Regions from separate parts of the Homo sapiens genome. Here region 1 is linked to region 2. A link is an interaction called in ENCODE POLR2A ChIA-PET data of the cell type or tissue named here. Cell type or tissue: PC-9. All regions are shown on one strand. Region 1 overlaps LOC124904790. Region 2 overlaps AXL (AXL receptor tyrosine kinase).

What was found. ChIA-PET counts read pairs that join two places held together with the same protein. Peaks named below come from ENCODE experiments on the same cell type or tissue, not always from the same donor. Only the 100,000 strongest peaks of a DNase experiment are listed, where the experiment ranks them.
Region 1: POLR2A ChIA-PET joins it to region 2 with 11 read pairs; 4 of 35 experiments call an interaction of 5 or more read pairs at or near these places.

What each region holds. Positions count from the first base shown.
Region 1 is chr19:41,153,885-41,156,384 of GRCh38, reverse strand. All of the region lies in intron 2 of LOC124904790, which reads left to right. Among named protein-coding and RNA genes, the nearest start is that of CYP2S1, 38 kb to the left of the region's middle. In PC-9, no CTCF peak of the experiment used is centred here; no DNase peak of the experiment used is centred here.
Region 2 is chr19:41,219,863-41,222,362 of GRCh38, reverse strand. AXL (AXL receptor tyrosine kinase) reads right to left here. Exons shown (of 20, transcript NM_021913.5): 2 at 1,505-1,727; 3 at 1,117-1,217; 4 at 307-483. Among named protein-coding and RNA genes, the nearest start is that of AXL, 1.9 kb to the right of the region's middle. RefSeq lists an enhancer at 1-924. In PC-9, no CTCF peak of the experiment used is centred here; no DNase peak of the experiment used is centred here; H3K4me3 peaks cover 1,037 bases.

The DNA of each region.
Region 1 (2,500 bases), 66 kb after region 2:
TTTGATATGACCAGTCGTTTGGATAGTTATGTAGTGGTATCTCATTGTGGCTTAAATTTGAATTTCCCTAATTACTTGTGATATTGAGCATTTTTACATGTGCTTTTTGCTATCTGTGTGTCTTGTTTGGTGTCTGTCAAATCTTTAATTTCCTATCTTTTGTCCTGGAATGTGCCATTCCAGTTGGAATAAGGGAACCCATTTCAATGGCTGAAATGAGCCATCTGAATTTTTTTACCTCTATACCAGCCGTTACAGGGCTTTTCAAAGATGCTAGTGCTTCTGATGCCAGTATATTTCTCAATGTCATTGTGAAAGGCATGTTTCCTTAGGAGATATTGTTAGGGTGTGTATGATCTTCTAAACTTAACAGGTACTCTCCAACATTTATTATATCAGTCTTTGTTTATTTGTTTGTTTTGAGATGGAGTCTTGCTCTGTTGCCCAGGCTGGAGTGCAGTGGTGCGATCTCAGCTCGTTGCAACCTCCACCTCCCAGGTTCAAGTGATTTTCCTGCCTCAGCCTCCTGAGTAGCTGGGATTACAGGCACGCGCCACCATGCCTGGCTAATTTTGTATTTTTAGTAGAGATGGGGCTTCTCCATATTGGCCAGGCTGGTCTCGAACTCTTGACCTCAGGTGATCCACCCACCTCAGCCTCCCAAAGTGCTGGGATCACAGGCGTAAGCCACCATGCCTGGCCTCAGTCTTTGGATTTCTTCCTCTACATTACATCAACAAATCTATGATATCAACTATATATTATATCAACAAAACTAAGCTTCATTTAGTTTAGTCCAACAGAGCCAATAATTTGAACAACTTCTAGAAAGTTGATCTAGCAATATATCTAGGATCTCTGTTAGTGTTTCCATACCGATACACATAGCCTTACAAAGCACTATGTGACAAATTATCTGGTTTAGCATGTGCAGAATCCTTTCCCACTTATAATCAGCTTTCTTAAAAGGGTATAATTTACATTCCATGAAATCCACAGGTTTACAGTTCAGTCAATTATGACAAAGGCATACACCCATGTAACCCAAATTTCTCTCAAGACACAGAACGTGTTCATCACCATAGAAGCATTCATCATGCCTTTTCCCAATTCATAAGCACTTGAAAAGCAAGCACTGTTGTGATTTCTAGAACCACAGATTAGCTTTGCCTTTTCTAGAGTTTCCTGTGACTAGAATTCTATATAATACACCCTTTTTTGAATCTCACTTAGCAAAATGTTTGAGATTCACTCACGTTATTAGTGTGTTAGTAGTTCATTCCTTTTAGTAGTTTGAATTAGTAGTTCATTCCTTTTCAATAGTTGAGTAGGAGTCCATTGTATAAATAAAGCACAGTTTGAGTTTGTTTATCCATTCTCCTGTTGATGGACATCTGAGCTGTTTACAGTCTCTTGCCAATAATAGAGCTGGGATAAACATTCCTTTTTTTTTTTTCGAGACGGAGTCTCGCTCTGTCACCGAGGCTGGAGTGCAGTGGTGCAATTTCAGCTCATTGCAAGCTCCGCCTCCCGGGTTCATGTCATTTTCCTGCCTCAGCCTCCCAAGTAGCTGGGACTACAGGCGCCCACCACCACGCCGGGCTAATTTTTTGTGTTTTTAGTAGAGATTGGGTTTCACCGTGTTAGCCAGGTTGGTCTCTATCTCCTGACCTTGTGATCCACCTGCCTTGGCCTCTCAAAGTGCTGGGATTACAGGCGTGAGCCATCGCACCCGGCTGGGATGAACATTCTCTTACAAAGTTTTATGTAGACATAAGTTTTTATTTCTCTTGGATAAATACCAAAGGGAGAAATAACTGGCTCACAGAATAGATGTTACTTTCTCCCAACACTATTAGGAAAAAATTTCAAACATAAAGAAAAGTTTAAAGAATTGTATAATAAACACCCACATACTCATCACTTAGATTCTACAATGAACATTTTCCCATGTTTGTTTTGTCATATCTATCCTTCTACCCTCCCACCAAACCACCTTATTATTTATTTTATTTGTATTTCTTGCTTTGTCACCCAGGCTGGAGTGCCATGGAGTGATCACAGCTCACTGTAACCTCAAACTCCTGGCCTCAAGCAATCTTCTCATTTCAGCCTTCCAAAGCACTGCGATTACAGGCATGAGCCACTGCACCTATTTATTTATTTTGAGATTGAGTTTCGCCCTTGCTTTTTTTTTTTTTTTTTTTTTTTTTTTTGGGATGGAATCTCGCTCTGTCACCCAGGCTGGAGTGCAATGGTGCGATCTTGGCTTACTGCAGGCTCTGCCTCCTGGGTTCACGCCATTCTCCCGCCTCCGCCTCCTGAATAGCTGGGACTACAGGACCCCGCCACCACGCCCGGCTAATTTTTTTTTGTATTTTTAGTAGAGATGGGGTTTCACCGTGTTAGCCAGGTTGGTCTTGATCTCCTGACCTCGTGATCCGCCCGCCTCAACCTCCCAATGTGCTGGGATTACAGGCGTGAGCCACCGTGCCTTGCT
Region 2 (2,500 bases):
CAGAGAGAGGCCGGGGTGAATGGAGGGAGAGAGAAGCAGAGAGACAGAGAGAGAGACACATACAAAGAGAGACAGAAAGACACACACACCAAGAGACAGAAAGAGACAGAAAAAGGCATACGGAGAGAAATAAGATAGGTAGAGACAGAGAGGCAGAGACAGACTCAGAGGGAGAAACGAGAGAGACAGACAGTGAGGGACAGAAGGACAGTCAGACACTCACGCAGAGGTAGCAATGTTCCCTTGCTCCTGACTTCAGCCCTGCCCGGCCCCCTATTCGGAGCTGACCCACATCCCCGGACTCACCTGGAACATGCAGGCTGCGCTGGGGGCCGTGACCTGGAGCCGTGGCCAGGGGGACAGCATCCTGGAGCCAGAGTAGGTCCACGGGCTCTGGGGGTCCCTGAGCTTGGCAGCTCAGGTTGAAGGGGGTGTTGGCGGCCACAGTCCTGTCTTCGGGCTCCTCCAGGAAGTAAGGCAAGCCTAGCGGGGTGGGCAGTGGTAGAGGCTGGGGTCCCTCTGAGGCCCCAAGATGCCTGACTCACCACTAGGATGCTGTAGGCTTTGGGCAGCAAACCCACCCTGCAGGGTCATTGACTTGCCTTATCTGATCCCCGAGGGCACCTGAGCCATACCCAACACACACGTGACCCCAATATCTGATTCCTCCCATGTCAGACCCCCCACGATAGCTGAGCTCCTCATGTCTCTCTTCCAGAATGTCTGACAGCTCATCCTCATCTCATTCTATGGATGAGAAAAAAGAGACCGCTGGGGTCGTGGGGACAGGGGTACGTTGCGTGCCTCTGACGCCTTATCTGAAGACCAGAATGGCCTCCTGTGACCTGATGGTGTCTGATGCCTAGGACATCCAACTACCCCCAAGAAGTCTTTTCACCCAGAACATATAATCCCCCAGCCTTGGCACCATAACTTATATGGACTCCCAGCTTCTTGACCACCCAAAACTCTGACATTCTTAGGCTGTATGACGCTAGGTTCATCCTGAATCCTCCAGCACCCTTTGACCTTGACCCCTCAGGATTCCTGACTTCCCACAACCTATGAGCGCCACATGTCCTCTGACCCCTCAGGACCCCTGACCCCAGAGCTCACCCTCCAGCCCAACATAGCCAGGCTGGGACACGAAGGTCTGATGTCCCAGAAACACCAAACACTGGTACTGTCCCGTGTCGGAAAGCTGCAGGGAGGTGATTCTGACAGGGCAAGAGGAGAGACAGAGAGGTTCAGGGTCAGAGCTGGACACTGGGAGGGGGTCTGTCAGAACGGAAAGAGGGTGTCCAGTCTGGAAGCTCATGACAACCACGAAGTATGTCCTATTATTAACTCATTTTGCAGAAGAGGAAAACGAAACCTAGAGGTTCCATCACATGCTCAAAGCCGCACGGCTGACAAGTGGTCAAACTGGGGTTCCCACCCAGGTGGGCTTTCTGCCCTCTGTGTGACGGAGGTGGGAGTGGGATTCGGGGATGTGGCCACACACCTGAGCTGGCTGACCACTATCCAGTCATCCTGTTCATCCTCACCCAGGGGCACCTGGGTCTGGGTGCTGTCCGCGAGCTCCAGGATCTGTCCATCCCGAAGCCAATGTACCTCGGGGGGCTCTCCCTGAACCTGGAGCTGACACCGAAGGGTGCCCGTGAGTCCCCGGGCACCTGTGATATTCCCTGGGTTGCCCACGAAGGGACTTTCTTCAGCCTGCGTGCCTGGAGGGGAGATGGGAAGAGTTAGCTTAGGAACCCCCCAGCTCCTTCCGGCCCTCAGTTCCACCCTGTCCTTGCCTGCCCACCGGCGGCCAGGACCCCGCCAGGCCCTTAGGCCGACATAGTTGCAGAGTGACCTCAGAGTGGGGTGGAGGGCGGAGGCTCTGAGAGGAGGACGGGAGCCCTCCCAAGGGACTGGGATCTAGCGTCCATCCCGTCGGGAAGGAGGCTCGGGATCTGGCAGCCTCCCACGCCCTGCACTGCCTGGCAGGGCCAGCCCCTGCCCCCTCCGTCCTCTCTTAGGTCTCTAGAGACTTAACAGGTCGCGCTGGTGCTGGTGGATGGAGGGGAAGAATCAGGGGTTGGGGGAGAGAGATAAGGGTGGTGGTGGGGGGAGATAAGGGTGGTGGCGGAGGGAGAAGCCAGAGAAAGGCAGGGGAGATGAGACAGAGAGGAGCACAGATACAAGGCAAGACAGAAAAAATGAAGAAACAGCCCTCAAGAGAGAAGAAAAGGTGGGGGCGGAGGGGGGATACAGTCACAGAGGGAGGCTGAGAAGAGAGAGAGAGACTCAGAGAGCAGGGAGAGATAAAGGCAGAGACTGTGAAAGAGAGAGAAACAGAGACCCACAGAGATAGCAGAGCTGGAGGCAGAGACAGAGAGACAAAGTGAGAGCCTCCTCCCCAGAGATGGAGTGGACTGGTGGGGTAGGGACAAGTGGCGGGTCAGGGGGGTGGTGTTGGCAGGGAGAAGCGTTTTCCCCCAGGGCTCCAGAG